Regions from separate parts of the Homo sapiens genome. Here regions 1 and 2 are each linked to region 3. Evidence: chromatin loops called from intact Hi-C (ENCODE). Cell type or tissue: heart right ventricle. All regions are shown on one strand.

Region 1 (8,000 bases), 69 kb after region 3:
ATATAATTGATTTTTGATCTCTTCATTAAATATTTCAAACAAATATTTTTATGTAATCATATGGTCCATATATAACCATGGTTTAAAATCTCTAGTATTCCTTAATACTACAAAGATATATTTTTAAGATTTTAGCTTAAATTTTTTTTGTTTTAGTATGAAAACAGCAAAATAAGTTATGCCCATTTTGCCTATACTTCTCTAAGTTTCTGTTGCTATTCTTCTATGTATGTATAAATGAATTCTAAACACCACTTCAAAGAACATGTAAATGTAATGTTTCAGTGAAACCCCGTCTCTTCTAAAAATACAAAAATTAGCTGGGCGTGGTGGTGGGCGCCTGTAATCCCAGCTACTCAGGAGGCTGAGGCAGGAGCATCACTTGAAACTGGAAGGTGGAGGTTGCAGTGAGCTGAAATTGCGCCACTGCACTCCAGCCTGGGTGAAAGAGTGAAACTCCCTCTCAAAAAAAAAAGTAATGTTTCATTTCCTTTTTAAGATTACCTTTTCCTGTATCAAATTGGTACTACAAATAATAAGAGTATAAGGAAAATAGAAAAGGAAATTAACAATTTGTCCATAGTGCCACCATTCAAAGACAACCAACATGTCTTAACATTTTGGTAGAAACACCTAGTTCTTGCACTCCTTGGAAGCAGTGTGTGGTTTTTGACTGATACACCTTCTTAAAGCATTAATGGAGGCCCAGTAAAATCAGTGGAAGGATGCCAGTTTAATTGAGCATTATTAGAACGTGGGACTCACCAGCTGACTTCTTCAATGAATACACAGCCTTTTGATTAATAAAAGAAAACATGATGAACTTAGAGTTTCGAGTTGGTAAAGCAGAGATGAACCTGAGTACACATGATGCCTAGTCTCAGCCATTCTTTTCCAAAACTCAGCCATTCTCCACTGCTTGCTTCCCACCCCTTCCCGCACTGCCCACTGATGGAAAAGATGAATGAAATTACCATTTTTTTCCACTTACCTGGTATATATCACTTTAAAAAAAAATAATGCAGCATCCTCTGTTTTGCAGCTGGTGGATGACACTAACACAACAAGAAAAGTGATGCATTATGCCTTAAAGCCAGGTAGGTGCTTTTTTGTTTGAAATTTGGCTCTAGACTACTATAGACCAAGGTATGTGATACTCTCTGTACTTCATGATTTACAGAAACAAAACAAAATTTGGCTCCTCTCTCTTAAATGATGTTCCATCAAATCTGACTTTTCTTCCATTCTAATGTTTATAACCTGGAAGATTAAAGCCAGTTTGGTGTGTGTAGCTCGGACTAGATAAATAGTCAATTGTCCTCTGAAGAAAAGTGGTGGGAGGGGAGATTTCCTTAGGCAAAATTCTCACTCAAAGGTATTTTATGTCCCAGCCTGACTCTTAACTGTTGAATTGTTCTTTGCAACTCTTTAAATATGAACCTTTGAATCCTTTTTAAATCACCAAACCACACTAGAGAAAGGTGGTTGCATGGTCCTAGAACCTGTTATGCGGCTTATGTTTAAAAAGAAAAAAAGTTGTTTCTCTTTGAACCTTTACACTGCTTAAGTTTAAAAACTTTCCCTTTGAAATTTCCCAGTGCACTCCCCGTGGGCCGGGCCCATCAGAGCCGTGGCCATCACAGTGCCACTGGTAGTCATATCGGCATTCGCGACGCTCTTCACTGTGATGTGCCGCAAGAAGCAACAAGGTATCTCTTTGTGTGCTGTGTCTCCCCACAACAAGGGGCAGGCCAGGGGGTGCTGCCAAGAGAAAGAGAGACTGGGAGTACCTGGGTCCTCCAGGATGGCGCCTGGGAAGCCTCATAGCTCCTACTATTCAGTTCCCAGAATTAAAATATTTGGCTTTTAACCTCAGGAGCCACTAAAAAAAACAGGTATCATTATATATCTGTTTCTTGGGACAGGGTCTCGCTCTGTTGCCCAGGCTAGAGTGCAGTGGCACAGTCATAGCTCACTGCAGGCTCGACTTCCCAGGCTTAGGCCATCCTCCCACTTCAGCCCCCTGAGGTAGCTGGGGACTACAGGCATGCACCACCATGCCTGGCTAATTTTAAAAAAAAATTTTTTTTGTAGTCATGGGGTCTCACTATGTTGCCTAGGCTGGTCTTGAACTCCTAAGCTCAAGCATTCCTCCTGCCTCAGCCTCCCTCTCATGCTGGGATTACAGGCATGAGACACTGCATCTGGCCCATAATTCTATTTTCAATGATAGGAGAGTAAATTCAGGGTCATAAAGGAAGCCTGAAGTATAAGTAAGGATATAGGTAGGGCTTGGTCATTTACAAAAGTCACCATGAGACAGCCTTCTGAGGAGTTGGAAATGATCCATAGCTTGGTCTGGGTGAGGATTACACAGTTATATACTTCCATAAAAATTCACTGAGATGTACACTTAAGATTTATGTACTTTACTTTTGTAAATTTTACATCGATAAAAACTTTTAAAAAAAATCAGCTCTGCCTGTGCTTAATTGGTCTACTAGGTGCACTTGGCTGCAAGAGCCAGTTCTGGGCACTCTGCTAACTAAGGTAGCGCTCTGCTAACCAGGGTGACCCCTGCAGCATTTCTTAGTTTATCCAAGATCAATTTCAGGTAAAGAACAATTTTTGACCATTCGTTGCTCCACTGCGGAAATCAGCTGTCCCATTCCAAGTGATGATCAGAGGGGGCTGATGGAGTTGGGGAATGGGACTGCTCTAGGTAGACGTGTTCTTTCTTGAAGATAGCACTGGGTTTCAATTCTTAGGAAATAGAACAAAGCGTTGCTTGCAAGTATCAACCTTATCTTCTTTTCCAATTTAGAAAATATATATTCACATTTAGATGAAGAGAGCTCTGAGTCTTCCACATACACTGCAGCACTCCCAAGAGAGAGGCTCCGGCCGCGGCCGAAGGTCTTTCTCTGCTATTCCAGTAAAGATGGCCAGAATCACATGAATGTCGTCCAGTGTTTCGCCTACTTCCTCCAGGACTTCTGTGGCTGTGAGGTGCGGAATCTAAAGTTCCTTCTCCTACCCTGGCCAGGACACTTGCCCTGTACTCTCTCCCCGCTGCCTTCTCCTCTCTTCTGGGCCTCCTGTGGTGACACCTGCCCTTGACTAGTGCCACAGCTTTCAAACTGGGGATAGTCTCGCACTCTTTTTTCAGTCTGTCTTACCCATCACCAGCACTAAATATTTCATAATACTTAGTTCTAACTCTGACAAACTCCTGCTCTAAAGCTTTGAGTGGCACCCACCTGGCAGGAAGTTTTGTAAGCATTAAGAAGACCAGTAGCTTCCGTGGAAACATGCAATTGGAGTTGAGGGGTGTCACTCATGACATCCTAGTGAGCATGTTCAGGACAGAAGCCCCACTTGGAGAGTCAAAGAGAGAGTGGCAAGTAAAGCAGTGAGTTCGCACAATTGTTTGGAGGAGTTCTGCTGAGAAGGGGAATGAAGGACGGGGCTGCCATTAGAGGGGATCTTGAGGTCCAGGGAGAAGTGATAAACGAAGGGCTCTGTGAAGCTGTTTGACCATTGACTGGTGGAATCATAGACAGGGAGAAACTCATGATGCAGGAGACGGCACTGGCCAGAGAGAACAGGGAGGTAGGAAGGGAGCACTCCCAGAAAACAATATTTTGTCAAGCACTGAAATGATCTGCTCTGGTTTCTTAGCTGTTCTCTTGAGTTATTAATATCTTATTAATATGCTTTTCTATAATGTCAGAATGTACATTTTTAGAGTGAAGTCTGAAACTCTCATGCAAGACATACCCTGTTTCTTGAAAATGCAAGAACTGTACAATAACTGTGTGATTGGAAGTTGTTTTTGCTTTGAAACTGCCCATTGGCATGTTTTTCAGAATCTCTCCATGTGGTGAGGCTGCCCCCTAGTGTCAACATAACATACTACGCTAGCCTAGTTTCCCTCTGCATGAAAGCGTGAGGTTGGTGGATCAGCACGTGCTGAAAAATAACTACACTCTAGCCAATGGCACACAGTTTTCAGATACCACGGGCAACCAAGTTTGCTCTACTTCACAAGTATTTAGCCTCTGGGGAAAACGCTCTTCCAGTTATTAGTGTAATAGTTATTGTAGAAAATTTGGAACTAGAAAAGGATGATAAATAAAACATTGTCTGGAATCCCAAACTGATTAAGGAAAATCTTAGAAAGAGGAACTCATATTTCATGTGTGGTTTATTTCCTTCCAGTCTTTTTCCATATAGGTGAACTCACACGTACAGTTTTGCCTTTGGGGCTGATTGAAATGATTTTTTGCAGTCTCTTAATAATTTTTTACACTATTAGTAGTTATATGTCAACTGCAATTTTAAATAGCTACATGATCCTCCATATTGATTTGCCATAACTGAGTTAATACAAATATTAAACATCTCAGTGGTTCAATATTGTCCCATTTGTGATGATTTCCCAAGAAAGATGCCTGGAAATGGAATTGCTGGGTCAAAGATAGAAACATTTAAAAAATGCTTGGTATATACTCCCACTGAGCTTTTAGCATGTGTAATGTTAACAAGAATTAAGGAAAGTATAAGACAATTCAGGGTTATTTTCAGCAAGTGGATGGATGTTGGGGCTTTTTCCCCATTGGTAACATCTTAGAGCAGAAGAGGAGAACAAAGTCGTTTCAGAATGCCCTTCCCTGTAAGATAGTGTGGCTGCTGTGTTTCGTCATAGCCATTGGGAATTAATAACTACAGAAGGAAAGACATCAACACAATAACCAAGAGATGTTTCTGGTAGAATTAGGTAAAAGTGGTCTGAGAAGGTGAAGTCCTCTAAGGGGCCACACATGTCTGATTTTTCTCTCCTTTGTCAGCCACGCCCACAGTCTCTCTACCAGACCGCCTTTGGGGGTAAAGCTTTGTCAATTACCAGCCTTGTAGAGATGTAGCCTTGTATACCTGTGTGAAGCCATAGAGGAAGGTGCTAGCCAGTCCTGAGTGAGTTACTCAGAATGACCATGTTAATGCAGTTCACTAGCCTCCTCTCCAGCCATGGACCAACTAGTAAACAACATAGGTGAGCCTGAGGCTATGAGAGTGTCGAGATAGGTCCCCTTTGTCAGTCACTGTCTGGATGTGAGTCACCTATAATTGTGGGTGACTGGCATCCAGGCCTGAGCCCCATCTCCCAGCTCACTTTGGAGTCACTCATCCACATCCTCCTCTCAGAGCCTGCCAGCCTTCTCTCCAGAATCTGCCCCTCCAATCTAGGCACCTCACTCACCAGATCAACCAACCTCAGTTTCTCTGTCCTGTGCTCTCTACCACCTGTTGCTTCCTTGAGGATATCCTATGTAGGGTGTGACTTGGGCAAGGTGCCAAAAGCACTGCGCTTCTGTCCCCTCACTTGTAGGGCAGGAGTGGTAATGACTCCATGTGATACAAAAATGGATGGATGGCAAGTTTTTGCAGAGGGACTAGGGTGTGACCATCACCCACGGAACTTTAGCTGTTCCTTGGTATGGTGTAACCTGGAGCCTGCACATAGCTGTGCTAATAAGGGTTAAGGGGCAGATGAGATGGCCTCCTTCTGACATTTCCCTTCCTGTTACTCACTTCCCGAGCCTCTTCCCGAGCCTTCTGTATGGGTGAGGTGCCTTGTTCTCTTTCCAGGTGGCTCTGGACCTGTGGGAAGACTTCAGCCTCTGTAGAGAAGGGCAGAGAGAATGGGTCATCCAGAAGATCCACGAGTCCCAGTTCATCATTGTGGTTTGTTCCAAAGGTATGAAGTACTTTGTGGACAAGAAGAACTACAAACACAAAGGAGGTGGCCGAGGCTCGGGGAAAGGAGAGCTCTTCCTGGTGGCGGTGTCAGCCATTGCCGAAAAGCTCCGCCAGGCCAAGCAGAGTTCGTCCGCGGCGCTCAGCAAGTTTATCGCCGTCTACTTTGATTATTCCTGCGAGGGAGACGTCCCCGGTATCCTAGACCTGAGTACCAAGTACAGACTCATGGACAATCTTCCTCAGCTCTGTTCCCACTTGCACTCCCGAGACCACGGCCTCCAGGAGCCGGGGCAGCACACGCGACAGGGCAGCAGAAGGAACTACTTCCGGAGCAAGTCAGGCCGGTCCCTATACGTCGCCATTTGCAACATGCACCAGTTTATTGACGAGGAGCCCGACTGGTTCGAAAAGCAGTTCGTTCCCTTCCATCCTCCTCCACTGCGCTACCGGGAGCCAGTCTTGGAGAAATTTGATTCGGGCTTGGTTTTAAATGATGTCATGTGCAAACCAGGGCCTGAGAGTGACTTCTGCCTAAAGGTAGAGGCGGCTGTTCTTGGGGCAACCGGACCAGCCGACTCCCAGCACGAGAGTCAGCATGGGGGCCTGGACCAAGACGGGGAGGCCCGGCCTGCCCTTGACGGTAGCGCCGCCCTGCAACCCCTGCTGCACACGGTGAAAGCCGGCAGCCCCTCGGACATGCCGCGGGACTCAGGCATCTATGACTCGTCTGTGCCCTCATCCGAGCTGTCTCTGCCACTGATGGAAGGACTCTCGACGGACCAGACAGAAACGTCTTCCCTGACGGAGAGCGTGTCCTCCTCTTCAGGCCTGGGTAAGGTGCCTTTGGGGCCGGGTCCTAACAGGCCGCAGCCTTTGACCATGCTTCTGAAATCAGTCAAAGCGTTTTTCCACTTTTGGTGCCAACTTATTGGGCAATGAAACCTGATGAGAACACAGCTCGTTTGGTAGTCTTGATTTATACCAGGTGATGGGAGTACTCACATGTTTGAGTTGCAGAAATACTAATGCTAAATTATAGTGAGCTGCCCAGACCCTGCAAGGGGTGTTGTGCCACATACAGACTATGCACTGTATCACTTTTCTAAACTCCAAAAACATCAGACACGAAAACACATTGGGCCCCAAGGGTCTTGGGTAACAGTTTGTGGATGCGTCTTTTTTAGACCTGTAATGTTCACACCCCCCGCCCCCATTGTCTTTAAAGCTACATTCATTGAGTCTGGGATTCATGGGTACAGTATTCTTTCTATCCTTCAGCATAGGGTCCCAGGTATGAGGGCTCTCTAGGAAGGCCTACTTCTGCAGGGAGCATCAGGTAGATGCCATCTCAGGCTGTCCCTTACCATGTCTGTAACTAGTTGGAGTCATGCATACAAACCCTTGACTTTTTTTTTTTTTTTTTGAGATGGAGTCTCACCCTGTCGCCCAGGCTGCAATGGCATGATCTCAGCTCACTGCAACCTCTGCCTCCTGGGTTCAAGCGATTCTTCTGCCCAGCCTCCCGAATAGCTGGGATTACAAGCATGCGCCACCATGCCCAGCTAAATTTTTGTATCTTTAGTAGAGATTGGGTTTCACCATGTTGGCCAGGCTGGTCTCAAACTCCTGACCTCAAGTGATCCCTCAACCTCGGCCTCCCAAAGTGCTGGGATTACAGGCGTGAGCCACTGCGCCCGGCCTAAACGCTTGACTTTTAAGAAATATCTCTTCCTTCCTCAACTAAGGGAACTAGAACCTGTTAGGAGGATGAGAGTGCCCCATCTTGAGTTGGTTGGGATTCTTGCCTCGTTTATACAGAGCCCATAGTCCAAACCCAGATCCAGTCACATTCTGCCATGAGCACCTGCCCAGCCCAGTGAAATGCAATGACAGTGTGACTCTGTACTCTCTTCTCTCCTTAGGTGAGGAGGAACCTCCTGCCCTTCCTTCCAAGCTCCTCTCTTCTGGGTCATGCAAAGCAGATCTTGGTTGCCGCAGCTACACTGATGAACTCCACGCGGTCGCCCCTTTGTAACAAAACGAAAGAGTCTAAGCATTGCCACTTTAGCTGCTGCCTCCCTCTGATTCCCCAGCTCATCTCCCTGGTTGCATGGCCCACTTGGAGCTGAGGTCTCATACAAGGATATTTGGAGTGAAATGCTGGCCAGTACTTGTTCTCCCTTGCCCCAACCCTTTACCGGATATCTTGACAAACTCTCCAATTTTCTAAAATGATATGG
Region 2 (8,000 bases), 260 kb before region 3:
TTTTCCTGCAGAAAAATCATGAGATTTTTCCCTATTTCAGGTAGCTAGGTTGCATTGCTAATCAATTCAGTTGAGTGTTGACCTAAGTCAGAGTTTTGTTGCAGCATTACTGAGCTGTAGTTTACTTCTGGCTTCAAATGTCTTCTGAGTAAGAATTGTCCTGCCATATGATTGGCCCTTCCCTGTAGTAGGATTTTGGGATCTAAGCATTCTGAGACTAAAGAAATCTCTCTGTGTGTCTTTCCAGCCAAGCCCTTGGTCTCTTGTGTCACTACATGCTGAGCAAAAGCATGGATGTTCGGGAGAACCAGCTTGGCATTTGGGCTTCTCCAAATTCAAATCTGTCACATAAGCCCACACAACCATTAAAATCTCTATTGGTTTCTTCCTACTTTGGCTAAGTCCTTCTGTCTATAGCAGGCCCAATCCGATATCCACCAAGTCCAGACTTAGAAAATGTCCCTAGGGTGAAAACAGCTGTTGCTTTGTGCTTACCTAGGAAAGGCTCATCATCCCTTTCTGAAACTGAGTTCTTTTATATATTTATTTGCATCCAAAGTACTTCTATGTGTTTAAATTTTTTATAATTTTAAAAAACTTATTTGTTTATTTCTGGTTACTACAAGTGTGCAGGATTGTCTGACAGGTCTTTCTATTTCCTAACCAAAAGTGAAATTCTGGGAAACACTATTAAAAGGAGTTATTTTCATGCAGCATACACCCAGTACTATCATGCTATGATCATTCATAACTTACAATAGGGAAGACTAATACATTAAAAGTATTTTGAGTCTATGTTTCTCCTCTTGATTTGAAAAAATAATAAAGTTTTAAGAAATAATAAACAATGATGATAGTTTTTTTTTAACTAGTAAATTTAAAATCTACACTTATAAGACAGGTATGACATTTATAATATTGTGTTGTAGAAATGCATTACTTTTTTTTATTTCAGGAATTTTTGGAATGTGCTCATGAAGCCTGCAATGTACATAATCTTCAGCCTGTTAAATTTTTTCTTGAAAAAATAATTCAAACATATGAAATGATGATTGTTAGACATGGGTAAGATTATATATTGCTATAGTTAGATGTTATTTCTTAATTAAGCTGGTAAAACAACTAAAATCCATGAACCAAAGACTTGGCAAACTGATTAGGTGAGTTGAGAGCAACCCCCGCCCGCCCCCTGGCCCCCCAGTGGCTTAAAAGGCAAAGGTTTATTTCTCATACTACATGTCCAACAAGGGTTGGTAAGAAGTGCTCATTCAGTGACCTAGTACTAATAAATACCACCATTTGCATAAAAACACACTCTTCCCTTCCCAGGGAGGCACCTAAAAGTTCTAATCAATAAATGAACCAGACTCAAAGTTCAGGATCCCTAGGTGACGATGCATGGTAGCCTTTGTATCATACCTGGAAGTTGTTCCTCTTGATCCAGAGACCTACAACCTAGAAAGACAAGTTATCTTTTCTCCACAAACCCAGTGCACAATAGTGGGCTTATCAGAACAGGGTTACCAGAGCAAACACTCCCATTCAGAAACTGAAGAATAGAAGACACAGCCAACACTGTAATGTGACAATTCTGAAATCCAGCTGGTCATGTGAGGGCCCCAGTTCTAGAGATGGATTGATTGTGAAACTAATAGAGTTTAAACTTCAGGACCTCTCACTTGAAGGGCCTCATCTAAGGAGCCATAAGCATTTTGTATATGTGATTTATTATACAGGGTGTCATTAAAGTGGCTATGGACATTTTGTATTTATAGTTATATAAGTAAAAGTTATATATATGTTATATAAGTAAGTTATGTGTGTGTGTATATATATTTATATTTACTTAGAGAGCCACCTTTCTTAAAACCTGAATCTACTTCTGCTTGGTTTTTGCTACCTGAGAGGGGCTTTCCAGTTTAATTCTTCTTCTTGGGCCTTAGTTTAACCTTCTGAGAGGTCTTTCCATTTCCATTTTCTTCTCTGGGCACATATGAAGTGGGCAATAGAGAAAATACTGTTCTTGGGAGAGTTGAGAAATGTTTTGAGCCTGCTTCTTGCCTATAGAAAGTTGGGATCTCAATGGTCACGATTTTTTCTAAAGGTAGGGTTACAAAAACATTATGTAAATTTTTAAACATACAAAAATAGAGGGAATAGTACAATCAACCCTTATGCATTCAATACCCAAGGATTATTTTAAATATTATTTATTATGTATTTTTGAGATGTAGTCTGTTGATATCGCCCAGGCTGGTCTCAAACTCCAGGGCTCAAGTGATCCTCCCTCCTGAGCTTCCTGAGTAGCTGGGACTACAGGTGCGCACCACCACACCTAGTTCCCAAGGATTATTTAAGTCTTGAACATTCACTTATGTTTTAGACTAGACTCACAGTTTTTTTGGTCAGTAAACTCCCTCAAAAACAATCAGCTTTTTATCTATTTGATTCTAGACAGCTCCATGTTCCTATATCCGTAACTACTGTCCTTAATAAGCCATACCTTTTAAAATTTCCTGGAAGTATCCTTGACCTTATCAGGCTTTGTGGAGGGAGCCACAATCTTAGTCTGTTTTTCATGAATCATTTTATTCTCCTGAAATGATTACTGGGAATTATATTCTTTTTTTTTTTTTTTTTTTGGGAGACAGAGTCTTGGTCTATCACCCAGGCTGGAATGCAGTGGCAAGATCTTGGCTCACTGCAACCTCCACCTCCTGGGTTCAAGTGATTCTCATGCCTCAGCCTCCTGAGTAGCTGGGACTACAGGGACATGCCATCACGCCCAGCTAATTTTGGTATTTTTAGTAAAGACAGGGTTTTGCCATGTTGGCCAAGCTGGTCTTGAACTCCTGACCTCAAGTGATCTGCCCACCTTGGCCTCCCAAAGTGCTGGGATTACAGGCATGAGCCACCCGGCCCATATTAATCCTTCATAGGTTTTAATAATGTGATACAATGACCCTACCCTTGATTTGATACTTGATGCCAAACTGAGTTTTAATAGATTTTTGTTTAAAGGTTTTCTTAATTTTATCTTTTACCAGTTGCGAATGAGAATAACTTGATACATTCAATTCCAGAAGTCCCTGAATTTCTGGACTCCCTCTTTCATTCCTGCTTGCAAACTGACCATGTTTTTTTCTGGGCTCATTTCTTTGTTATGGTTCTTTTTTAAGTGAAACCAGTACCTGTCATTATATACTAATAACATTCTGTTTACTATCCTTTTCACCTAAAATTCTCATTTCCTTAGGTAATTAGCTGTCTTCCAGGTAATCTCAAGGAATACATTTACCAAATGTTTCATCATTCATTGCATGACAATAATTGTCCATATTTTAGCTTCTGATACCAGTTAATTTGTCACTCACAATCTGGCCTTTAAGCCAATGCCACATTAGGTTTTTTTTATTATTATTATTATGGCAAGAATATCCCCCCCTCTTCTAGGTACCAACTTCTGTTATTAAGGATGGGCTAGGATATTCTGTAAGAACTGTCAACACCCAAATGTTAGTGATTTAAAAAACAAAGATTTATTTCTCATTTATATATAGTAGGTTACCAGGGCAGCCCTGCTCGTCATGACCACTCAGGGCCCAGGCTGTTAGAGTAAGCACCACCTCAACGTTGTGGGTCACGGCCATGCTAGAGGGAAAAGGGAGCTCTGTGAGGTCTCTAGCTGGCAATTACCTATCCCTGCTTGGAAGTAATGCCCATCATTTCCATTTATTACCCGTTGGTTAGAACTAGTTACCTAGTCTTTCCACAAGAGGGCCAGAAATCCTATATGTGCCAGGAGGGAGGAGATCCAGAAATAGTTGGTAAAGAACACTAATAGTTTTATGGCAAGTGAAGACTTTGGGAATATAAATCTTTCCCAGTTCTCTCCTTAGTGGGCTTCAGGTTTAGTTTTTTTAAGAGTACACAGATAATAAGTTTTCATTGTCATTTGGAGATTGTTTATTATATTCCCTTTTGGAGAAAATAATATTACAGTGAAGAATTTGATTTGTAGTCAATCAGTTCAGAAATTAAATATGTTTTCTTCATGTCTGAGAAAAATTCATATGATTTCAAAAATTATAAGTAGTAATTATCACAGGGTAAAGTTTTATATACTGATATAAATTATTTAACTCTTTAAAGACTCTTATTGTATAATTATTTCTTTTCCTTCATAGTTTTATGTTAGTAGGAGAGCCTTTTGCTGCTAAGACAAAAGTTCTGCATGTGCTGGCGGATACGCTAACTTTAATGAATGAACATGGCTATGGAGAGGAAGAAAAGGTCATTTATAGAACTGTAAACCCCAAATCTATTACTATGGGCCAACTTTTTGGACAGTTTGACCCAGTGTCTCATGAGGTAACCTAAATATAAGTATTCCCAACTCTCTTATGGAAAGTGCCTGTTAAAACAAGAAACGTGAAGTATTTTCATAGTTTTACTCCTAAATCTAATTTTATGAGGAGAGCTTTTTAATTCTTTTTTTTCCTCCTCAGTGGACTGATGGTATTGTGGCTAACACTTTTAGAGAATTTGCCTTATCAGAAACACCTGACCGGAAATGGGTTGTATTTGATGGTCCTATTGACACTTTGTGGATAGAGAGCATGAACACAGTATTGGATGATAATAAAAAGGTAAATCATGATCAAAAGAGAAGCAGATTCAGCCATGATTAAGCAATTTTATGTGTTCAGCAACTAAACTAGGACTCTATTTAAAATAAAGGATGCAAAAATAAAGGATGCAGCAAGTTGAGTAGGTTTATAAATTCTCTTTTCAATGAAAACTGCTATAGTAAGTCCTTGGGTTAATTTTTTTTTTTTTTTGTAGAATGAAAGTATATTGTATTAAAATTACTGTGTTAGCCAGAAGACATAGTAATCTAGGGTGAGAATAAGTTGTTAAGTGACTTCAGTCTTATGGTTTCTTATAGAACTTCAGTATTTTAGGATAAAATAACAAAAGCCTAATTCCTTTTGAAAACATGGAATGCTTCAGCGTTTATATACAGTATATCACCTTCGGCGCTATGAGATATACAAAAGAACTAGAAAGTGAAAGTATTCTAATATTTATTTTAATTGAGAGACAACATATATAAGGTATAAAATGTATACCAATTTCAAGTGTAGATTCTATGATTTTTAAAATGTGTTTGTATACTCACATAATCATCACCTAAAAAATGACACATGAAATTTCCTATACCCTACAAGGTTCACTCATGTTCCTTCCTAGTTTGTTTATCTTCCTCCAGAGATAATCACTCTTCTGACTTCTATGATGAATTAGTTTTGCCAGCTCTTGAACTTAATACATTGGAATCATATTCTTCAGTGTTTTTTTTAAATCAATATATGTGTGATGTTCATATTACTGTAGTTCAGTTTTGTTAACTTATTTATGTCTATATTAGTATCCTAGTGTGTGAATATATCACAGATTATTTCCATACTTACATGAAATGACTGCCCTACTAAATAAACAAACTCATTTAATTAGCATTTAAAGATACACTCAAGGCCGGGCGCGGTGGCTCACGCCTGTTATCCCAGCACTTTGGGAGGCTAAGGCAGGTGGATCATTTGAGGTCAGGAGTTCGAGACCAGCCTGAGCAACATGGTGAAACCCTGTCTCTACTAAAATACAAAAAAAAAAAAAAAATTAGCTGGGTGTGGTGGCGCGCGCCTGTAATCCCAGCTACTCAGGAGGCTGAGGCAGGAGAATCACTTGAACCCAGGAGGCAGAGGTTGCAGTTAACCGAGATCACACCACTGCACTCTAACCTGGGCGACAGGGCAAGACTCCATCTCAGAAAAAAAAAAAAAAAAAGATATACTGAAGTACTTTATCATAGGTGGTTAGTCATTCACATTCCTTCTTTCATGCATTCAGTAATATTGGTTGAGCTTAGGGTAGAAAGTAAATAGAGAAGAAGCAGGAAGGTTATTCTAATTGTAGAGTGAAGTCTAAGGGTTCAGAGCCAAGCAGATGGATTGTCTCTTACTGCATGAGAGGGAATTATGAAAAGACAGCTATAGGTGAGTGTATGGATTTGACTGTGGAAATTTGAAGGCAAATCCTTGTGATGATTTCTCTTTTCTTCGTGAAGTGATGGGCCTTGGTTCTTTGCAAAATTGAGGATAAAAGAAGAGACTTAAATTAGCCTTTGTGGAAGATGGGAAAGAGAGCTACCTAGGAAAACATAGAAGCACTTCTGGGTAGCACTGAGAGCCTGATTGAGTGGAAGACCATAAATTATCATTAGTAGTACCAAGGTCTGCCTTTGTGAGGTACTCTCTACCAGTCTAAGCAGCTTAGGCATAGGTAATATTGTAGGCCTGGAAATATAGTAAGACTTCAAAGTTATTGACATGAGAATGGTAGAAGCATTAGACCATAGGACAAAAGCTGCCTAATGAAAGAAGTGAAAACATCAGGGATGTGAAAATATTGGGAAAATGAGGAGCAAGTGTAGTAGGAGACAATGAATGAAATAACTGGATGGATTGGAGGCTGTGGGCAGAGACTGAGATACATGAATTTAATATTTCAGAATTGTGTATTATTTCTGGAGAGAAGGTCCCAGATACATAAAGTGGACAGCTGGAGTGGAGCAAGGTGGTCAAGGATCTGATGGGCAGCTGTGTTGAGATTCTCAGTCTTTATAAACACTGGATCAGGCCAGAGTTATAGTAGAGAGTGAGATTAGGCCATGTCCCAAGGACTTTAGCTATTGAGGAGGGAATCACTGAGTACTGTTGAGTGGCAGGGAAAAAACAGGGGTTGTCACTGGGGGTGGAATAGAAGTAGTTGGGAAACAACACAGGGCAGTGAGGAGAATGCTGACCCTACCTTTCAAATTTGTGCAGAGTTAGGAGGATGTTTGCTGAAATAATCTGGTCAAAGATTAAAAGTATTCTAGACCAGCATGTCCAGTAGAACTTTTTACAATACTGCAACTATCTGTGTTCTCTGAGAAGGTAGCTACTAGTCACATGTGGCTACTGAGCATTTGAAGTGTGGATTAGTGCAGTTGAAGAACTGAATTTTAAATTTTATTTAGTTTTAGTTAGCTAAAATTAAATATAAATAGCCACATATGGCTAGCAGCTACCGTATTGGACAATCCACCTCTAGATCATTCATTTTACAGCTAAGAAACGGAATCCACAAATGTTAAATTTCTCATTGTTGACATGTGACTAGATAGGGGAAAAACTGGAACTAAAGTGATGATTGTAAAAGCAGAAAGGAAACACTGAAAACTAAATGTACAAGAATTTAAAAGACTTAGTAATAAAATTAATTTAGGTATCAAGTTAATAATAATAATACTATTAAAAGTTAATGATAATTCCATAGCTGCAAGCCAAAGAGATTGAGGAGATAGGATGGCTTTAATAATAGACAAGACAGAAATTTGAGGGAAAGGAAGCAGTTGATAAATTCAGTTTTTGACATATTTGATAAAAGAAGAAATGTTTTAGATTAAGAGACCAAGGAGACATAAAAAACTCAATGCATAGTCTTTGATTGAATTTTGCTTTAAATAAATCCATTGAAAAGACATTTCTGGTACAACTGAGGAAATTTGAGTATTGACTGAGTATTAGATGATAATAAAGAATTATTCATTTTGTTAGGTGTGATAATGTTATTGTGATTACATAGAAAATATACTTATTTTTTGGAAACATAGGCATTTGAATGTGAAATGCCATGATGTGATGTCTATAATGCTCTTTAAACTGTTTTTTTAAAAAGGTAATGGCAATATGGCAAAATCTTAACATTGATTAAATCTATGAGCTGGGTATAAGAGTACGCATGCTATTCTCTATTTTCTATTTTTTAATTTAATAAAAAGGTCTATGGTCACTTTATAAATTCAGGAGTATTTCACTTAATTTTCTTAATAGCCGATATTTGTATAGGATTTTATAGGTTTTGGACTTTGTCTTATAGTCCCCCTTCCTACAATT
Region 3 (8,000 bases):
GATTAACAGTTGAATATAAAAACGCTATTCATTATGATTATGTATTCATTTATATCACAAGTCATATCATTTAGATTCATGATGGTATCAGAGAAAACAAAAAACAATTCATCTAGGTGAAGGGAGAGCTAAACATTATAGGTGTGATAATTCACAGAGTAAAATGGCTAAGAGTTGCCACGGTTGCTCCAGGTTGTTTATCAACCACATCTCATTTGAGTGGTTCAGTGGAACCTCTTTCCTCTTGATATATGTGACCTATCTTCGATCCTTGTGGATGTCAATTACCCAGTTTAAGTCCTAACCTGCTAATATAGCATATCTATTTTCCACTTTTAGAGGAGCCATAAAAAGTTGATTCTGTTTTAAAATTTCAAACAAACAGAAAAAAGGCATTTGGAGGAAACAGAAGAGACCTTCAATAAAACTATTTCCTCAGAGAGATAAGAGAAAGAATTACTTCTTTAAGCAAGAACAAGATGCTCAGCAAAAGGGACAACAACTAAATAAGAAAGAGCTTCTGTTGGATAGTAAGAAATATAGGCCAGGCACAGTGGCTCAAGCCTGTAATCCCAGCACTTTAGAAGGCTGAGGCAGGAGGATTGCTTGAGCCCAGGAGTTTGAGATCAGCCTGGGCATCATGGAAAAGCCCTGTCTATGGATTTTTTTTTTTTAAATTAGCCCGGCATGGGACTAACAATCAAGGAAATGCAAATCAAAACCACAATGTGATACCACCTCACTCCTGCAAGAATGGCCATAATCAAAAAATAATAGTTGTTGGCATGGATGTGGTGAAAAGGGAATACTTCTACACTGCTGGTGGGAATGTAAACTAGTACAACCACTATGGAAAATAATGTGGAGATTCCTTAAAGAACTAAAAGTAGAACTACCATTTGATCCAGCAATCCCACTACTGTGTATCTACCCAGAGGAAAAGAAGTCATTATACGAAAAAGATACTTGCACATACATGTAAACATACATATATAAACATGTATGTTTATAGCAGCACAATTTACAATTGCAAAAATACAGAACCAGCCCAAATGCCCATCAATCAATGAGTGGATAAAGAAACTATGGTATATATATATATATATATATATATATATATATATATATATATATGATGGAATACTACTCAGCCATAGAAGGTATGAATTCGGTTGTGCACAGTGGCTCACACCTGTAATCCCAGAACTTTGGGAGGCCAAGGCGGGCAGATCACCTGAGGCCAGGAGTTCAAGACCAGCCTGGCCAAAATGGTGAAACCACATCTCTACTAAAAATACAAAAAAAATTAGCTGGGCATGGCGGCAGGCGCCTGTAATCTCAGCTATTTGGCAGGCTGAGGCAGGAGAATTGCTTGAACCTGGGGGGCAGAGATTGCAGTGAGCCAAGATCGCACCATTACACTCCAGCCTGGGTGACAAGAGTGAGACTCCGTCTCCAAAAAAAAAAAAAAAAAAAAAAAAAAAACCTGTCAAGGTCACCAAATACAATGGAAGTCTGAAAAATTGTCATAGCCAAGAGGAACCTGAGACATGACAACTAACTGTAACATGATACCCTGGCTGGGATCCTGGATAGAATAAGGATATTAAGTAAAAACTAAGGAAATTTGAATAAAGTTTGGACTTTAATGATAATGTATCAGCCTCAGTTCATTAATTGTGCCTTACTAATGTAATATGTTAATAACTAAAGAAACTCTGGTTTCTTTTGTATAAGAACTCCTGTACCGTCATCTCAGTTTTTCTGTAAATCTATAATTATTCTTTTAAAAGTCTATTAAAAATAAGACAGAAATTTACAAAATAAAAATAACCTCAAAAGATGACAAGAAAATGTTTCTGCAGTTTGTTTCATTCGCATTATTTGGAGCTTTAGTAGGGTTGGATGTTTTCCTAGGGTTTTTAATGAGTCTTGGATTCATTCAAGACATTAAAACTCAGAATTTCAGTAAAGATGGTGATCATTCATTCATTCACTCAACAGTATTTATCAAATGCTGGCTAAATGCCAGGAAATACCCTGTGCTCAGCACTTGGAATACAGGAATCTTTTCAAAATATAGCCCCACTTCTGCCCTTAAAGTAATCCTAAGAAGCTGTTAGCTACTTTTAGGTTCAAACCAGGACATAAAGTACTGCCTGGCTGCCCCTGTAGGCCTCACCAGCTCACCTTGCACCATTCCGCCACACCTGACTGCTCTCCAACCACATTAGCCTCTTTCAGCTCCTTGAAGTTGCCACATTCCCTACTGCCCCAGGGCCTTTGCACATGCTATTCCTTCTGCCCAGAACAGTTCTCCTCTCTCTGCTCCCCTCCCCTTTGCCCAGGTAACTCTTATATTTGGAATCTTAGCTCAGGGATCCCTTCTTCAAAAACAACTCATCTACTAGTAATTCCTCCCTAGTCATAGGGCTATTTGAGTAATGCCAGTGTCCTCCATGGAATGTTTGTTTGCAGGTTAATGACAACTATGACAGTGCCCTGTTGTTCACTCTGATCCCCACTCCTGGCATAATGTCTGATATGGTGCAGAGATTCCATTGATACTTGTTAAATGAATTAATTAATGAATGGAAAACAGGATATGGTCCTTAGCCTTCCAGTATAGTGCGGATCCAAGCCAGGATGTTATCTCCTGAAGATTAGACGTGGCCATTTCCCCAGGTCTTAACTGAATTGCAAATAAGAGCTGGCCCTGGCTGCATCAACTCCTGGTCCACTACCTGCAGTAACATTCACTCAGGCTCTAAGTCATTTGCTTACTTCAGGTTCGGAAAAAAAACAAAAAACAAACAAACAAAAAAAACCCGAGGTCTGCATCCCCGTCATTCCAGTATTGCCATCTGAGAAAACTGACATCCAGAGAGATGGAGTTGCCCAAAGCCACATGGTTACTGAAAGGACCCATTTGATCCGTTTTCTTACGACCCCCTGGACTCTACTTCCCCTAAAGCTTAGCACCAGCTCTGAATAACAGCAGAGTACTCCCACCTGCCCTGGCGGCTTTGATCTAGAAAGACTTGTTGTGCGGTCGCAGTGCAGGGTAGTCTGGGGCGGCGGTCTCCGACCTGGACTGCGCGCGCCCCCTCGCGGTTACCTTGGAGACTAGACATCCGCTCTTCTTTTCCTCCGGGAAAAGAAACGGGAAGTGGCCGTGGGCCGGTGAATTCCGTGTAGTGGCCAAGGTACGCACCGCTCCAGAACTATGGGGTGGGCGTCCTGGGATTTCTGGGCGCAGGGTTGGGTCCGCCGCCCCAGGTTTTCTGTTGTCCGCCGCCCTGGGTCTCTGGGCTGTGCAGGAGGCGCCAAGGCTGGGTTTAGGAAGGCCATGTTTTTGGCGTCCTAGACAGGAAGAGTCTGGAGGAATCAGCTGAGTCTGGGGCCTTTCGTCCCAGGCAAGGCGGTCCCAGGCCAGGCGATCGGGGTCCGGTTTGAACCCCAGCTCTGTGACCGCGAGCAGACTTCCCCTCGCTGAGCATCAGCTTCCCCATCTGTGCAGTGGGGATGATGACGCCTACCCCATTGGAGCCAAGACTGCCAGGTAGCCTGATTGACATCCAGGCAGTCTTGTGGGGTCTCAGGGACTAAGGGCTTGCAGGTGGGTACCAGTTCTCCACATACTGCTCCCTCCAAAGCCTGGGAAACCTTGCACCCTCAGCCCTCTGGGAGACTGGGGTCAGGGGTACAGTGACACTCTTTACCTTTAATGTCTTTATTAATACAGAAAACATACACTAATTTCTCACAATACCAAAATAAATTAGAATTTGGGCCGACTGCTTCTAACACTGTTCATTAAAATAGTATTTAGTTATTCCCTGCTCAAAATGATTCATGATACAAATTACTTCCACCATCACTTTATCTTTTTTTATGTTTCACGGGATAATTTGACCCCTAACAAAATCCAATCCTTGCGTTAAGGATTTTTCTTATCTGGCTAGGTTATAATTAGAGTGGGAAAATATATTTACATTTCATCAACAGCTTATTTTAAGGTGATTTTATCTGTTTAATTCTCAGCTTTGTTCCAAAGAGGGGGAGGTGGTGACAGTCTCTTGCCCACTGAAGCGTGCCAGACAGAGTGCTAGGCATGGGGGCAGAGGTGAATCAGATGACAGCCACCTCTCACCACGAGGAGTGGCTGAAAGTGTGACTGGACTACAGGCAATCCTGGCCTTGGCAGGTGAGACCAAGTGTTGTATTGAGGGAGGGTTTCCCTAGCTCATCTTCTGGTCACCTCCACAGCTGAGCTCCACTGTGGCCTGGAGGAAACTGTGATCCATGAAAGGCATGTGGGGCCTGGTCCCCTCATTTTAGCTCAGCTTCCAGGACAGAGAGGTCCACTCCCTGCAGCCTTACAGCTATTCTGAAGGGTTGGGATAAAAAGAGGAGATGGAGACTGGGAGCGGCGGCTCACGCCTTTAATCCCAGCATTTTGGAAGTCCGAGGTGGGTGGATCACCTGGCATCAGGAGTTCCAGACCAGCCTGGCCAACATGGTGAAACCCCACCTCTACTAAAAATATGAAAAATTAGCCAGGCATGGTGGCAGGCACCTGTTATCCCAGCTGCTTGGGAAGCTGAAGCAGGAGAATCGCTTGAACCTGGGAGGTGGAGGTTGCAATTAGCCGAGACCATGGCATTGCACTCCAACCTGGGCAACAAGGGCAAAACTCCGTCTCAAACAAACAAACAAACAACAACAAAAACAACAACAACACAAAAAAACCAGAAAGGAGGAGATGGGAGAATCAATGGGAAAGACCAGAATACAGAGAATGTTGCCAAATGCCAATTTACAACCTTAATTTCCTGACCAGATTTGACCCTTTGGTGTCTGTGGCTCTCCTGCCACTCACATACATGCTGGTGGCCTTCCTAGAAAGGAAATAGGAGGGCCTCCCCATCCCTGGTCCTGAGGGATGTCATTCTAGGCATGTTTTAGACTGGACGCTTAAGGCTTTTCCTTCTTGTGCCCTCCACATGGCTTCAGGAAAGCTTGTGCTCTCTCTGAACCCTGCAGCATGTTTTCAGAGGCTGTCGGTTGCCAGATTCTGCAGTGAGCTGTGGATGGGAGGGAATTCAATAGTGGGTGGGTGTGCAGACAGAAAGGGAGCAGGAGTGGGGCTCTGCCTTCCCTGTCATGCAATCATATGGTGACATGAGTAAAACCCAGGGAGAAACAGTTTTCTCTAACCAATGTTCTCCTTGAGGTTCTCTTTCTCTTGTAAGTGCTAAGTACTGCTCCTTTTCCTGGAGTCCAATTCCTGAAAGAGGACAAATGGGCCAGGAGTGGTGGCTCACGTCTGTAATCCTAGCACTTTGTGAGGCTGAGGCAGGCAGATTACCTGAGGTTAGGAGTTCGAGACCAGCCTGACCAACATGGTGAAACCACGTCTCTACTAAAAATACAAAAAATTAGCTGGGTGCAGTGTTGCGCGCCTGTAATCCCAGCTACTCGGGAGGCTGAGGCAGGAGAATCGCTTGAACCTGGGAAGCGGAGGTTGCAGTGAGCCAAGATTGCATCACTCACTCTAGCCTGGGTGACAGGGTGAGACTTCGTCTCAAAGAAAAAAAAAGAGAAAGAATACAAATGGCCAACAAATACATAGGAACATGATCTACCTCATTCGCAACCAGAGAAGCCAATTAAGATGGTGATAATACCATAATGAACAGTTTGACAATTTTAAATGTGCATAATCCAGCAATTCTGATTCTAGAAATGTATAAAATCATTGAATCAATGTGTCAAGGTAAGTGTGTTAGGGTATTTTTGAATCACTGATTCTAACAGATGTCCCTTAGCATGGGGTTGTTTAATAAGTTATAAAGCATGTATAGGCTGGAATGTCACATAGATTAAGGAGCTGGTCGCCTCATTGTTTCCTCCCTGTTTCACCAAAACCCATATGGTCCTGGCCTCATCTCAGCCCCTGGCACCCCTGACTCTCATGGCCAAACGCTGGACATCCTTGCTGTGGGGGCTGAGAACAACCCAGGGACAGTACCAAGAATGTGAGGGAGGGTAGGGAGGCACTGAACCAGCAGCTCCTCCAAAGGAGTGATGTGCTTCCTGAGGTCTATTCACAGAAGGCTACTCCAGAACAGCCTTCTGTGGATCCTAGCTATTCTGGTGTCTGAAGAGGGTATGGTAAACCTCACTGGGTCTGGCTGAATTCCTGAATTCCAGGCAGTGAGGTAAAAAAAAAAAAAATTCTGCCCAGCATCTGGGTCTTGAGGTGGATGCTGTTGTTTGGGGAACCCAGCACCCATTCTCCCTCTCCCTGGCAATAATGTCAGTGTTCCTTTGGGCAAGCACTGTTTCACACTTCCAGCCCCTGAAGTTCAGGTGAGGCTGGCTCTACTCCTTGGTTCTAGATGTAGCTACTTCCAAGCAAATCCCCAAGACTTCTGCTAGCATTACCAAGAAGAGTTCTCTTCCTCCACTTAAGCCCTCCAAGGACGTGTGGGCAGGGTGGTGGAGACACAAGCCACAAGAGAAAGTGCAGGAATCCTGTGTTAGCAGTGGCTGAGCTTAGGCCAGGCCAGAGAAGGAGAGGGAGGGGATTCTGGGCCCTGGAAGGAGAGTCATATAGAGGAGGCTGCCCTGTTGAATGGACGGAGGTGACAATTTCCAAGGTTTCCTGAGGCAAAAAGACCAAGATAAGGCTGGGGCTGGGGGGAGTTCTGTGCAGCAGGAGCCAGGTGGTAAAGACAGAGTGGAAGAGAAAGCCAGTATGGATTTTATTCTAAATGGCCTTTGCATAAGAGCCACCATAGAACAGTTTTATTTATTGATTTTATTTTTATTAATCCTCCTCCAAACACAGAACACATAATTTTACTGTTTTTTTTTGTTGGTGGTGGTGGTGGTAGGTTTGTTTGTTTGTTTGTTTGTTTGTTTGTTTTTAGAGACAGGGTCTTACTGTGTCACTCAGGCTTCAGTGCGGTTGGCAGGATCATAGCTCACTGTTACCTCTAACTCCTGAACTCAAGCGATCCTCTAGGATTGGCCACTGCACTCAGCCTAGAGTTTTAATTGGGATAAGTCAGTAGTCTGATTTGTGTTTTTGGAAGATAACTTTGGATCCAGGCTGGAGAAATGTATCGGACACGGGGACAAAGTCAGAAGTAGAAAAAGCCCTTAGGAAGAGGAGGTGGTATTCTTGAGGAAGGGGGTAGTGGAGAGGGACAAAGTGGGAGAGTTTAGGTGCTCAGATAAAAGGCAAAGCGCTGGGAAGAGTGCGGTGAAACTCTGGATAGCTTGGGCTACTCCACTTCTCTGAGCCTCAGTTTCCTCTTCCAAACAGAAATAATATCCACTTCATGAGGTTATGTTTGACAAGTGTAGTAGCTGAGAGTATTGTTTTTAGTCAGGTCTGGATTGGATCTCAGGTCTGGCAGGTAACAGCTGTGTGACCTTATGAGAGTCAGTTAATGATAGATTGTAGCCTTTATGGAGCACTTGTTATGTTTCAACCAACAGAACTCTCCCCAGACTAGGATACTTATTCTAGCTTCCAGGAGGGTGAGGGGGACGGGGGGTTGTGGTGAGGAAGTATTGTGGAGACAGCAAGCCTTTTGTCCAAAGTCCTACTAGTAAATGTGGAGCCAGGATTTCTCTGTCACGTTCCCCTAACTTTTCTGCGCCTAAAACTGGGATAACAATAATACACTTCCTTGTGTGGTTGGGCGTATACAGAAAGGGGTCTGGCACATAGCAGGTGTTTATTAAATTATTATTAAAATTATTATTATTACATTCTTTGTGTTTTCCTCAGGTTTTGCATAGAGTGAGCATCACTTGGACAAATCCTTTGGATTAAAAAAAGATCTACTAAGTGAGGGGGAAGAAACTGCGGCTGCCAGAGTCTCAGTGGGGGCTTGGGGGGCGTGACCAGAGGGGCGTGGTCTACGGGGGCAGGGCCACAACTGGAGGGCCAGGCTGTGGGGGCGGGGCCAGCACACGAGGAC

The links. Peaks named below come from ENCODE experiments on the same cell type or tissue, not always from the same donor. Only the 100,000 strongest peaks of a DNase experiment are listed, where the experiment ranks them.
Region 1: a loop joins it to region 3, with 3 times the contacts of the local background. A loop is called at or near these places in 53 of 110 quality-filtered maps.
Region 2: a loop joins it to region 3, with 4 times the contacts of the local background. A loop is called at or near these places in 19 of 110 quality-filtered maps.

What each region holds. Positions count from the first base shown.
Region 1 is chr3:57,096,188-57,104,187 of GRCh38, reverse strand. IL17RD (interleukin 17 receptor D) reads left to right here. Exons shown (of 13, transcript NM_017563.5): 9 at 1,043-1,097; 10 at 1,599-1,709; 11 at 2,825-3,009; 12 at 5,650-6,592; 13 at 7,683-8,000. The coding sequence ends at 7,795. Among named protein-coding and RNA genes, the nearest start is that of SPATA12, 40 kb to the right of the region's middle. RefSeq lists an enhancer at 5,773-6,972. In heart right ventricle, a CTCF peak has its summit at 3,899 (motif pointing left); a DNase peak (open chromatin) is centred at 3,907.
Region 2 is chr3:57,430,016-57,438,015 of GRCh38, reverse strand. DNAH12 (dynein axonemal heavy chain 12) reads left to right here. Exons shown (of 74, transcript NM_001366028.2): 30 at 956-1,065; 31 at 4,188-4,371; 32 at 4,509-4,649. Among named protein-coding and RNA genes, the nearest start is that of DNAH12, 110 kb to the left of the region's middle. In heart right ventricle, a CTCF peak has its summit at 3,754; no DNase peak of the experiment used is centred here.
Region 3 is chr3:57,165,439-57,173,438 of GRCh38, reverse strand. It overlaps a transcript of IL17RD not described here. Among named protein-coding and RNA genes, the nearest start is that of IL17RD, 4.1 kb to the right of the region's middle. RefSeq lists silencers at 7,898-7,947, 7,968-8,000. In heart right ventricle, a CTCF peak has its summit at 3,112 (motif pointing left); DNase peaks (open chromatin) are centred at 3,138 and 7,978; H3K4me3 peaks cover 1,427 bases; H3K27ac peaks cover 668 bases.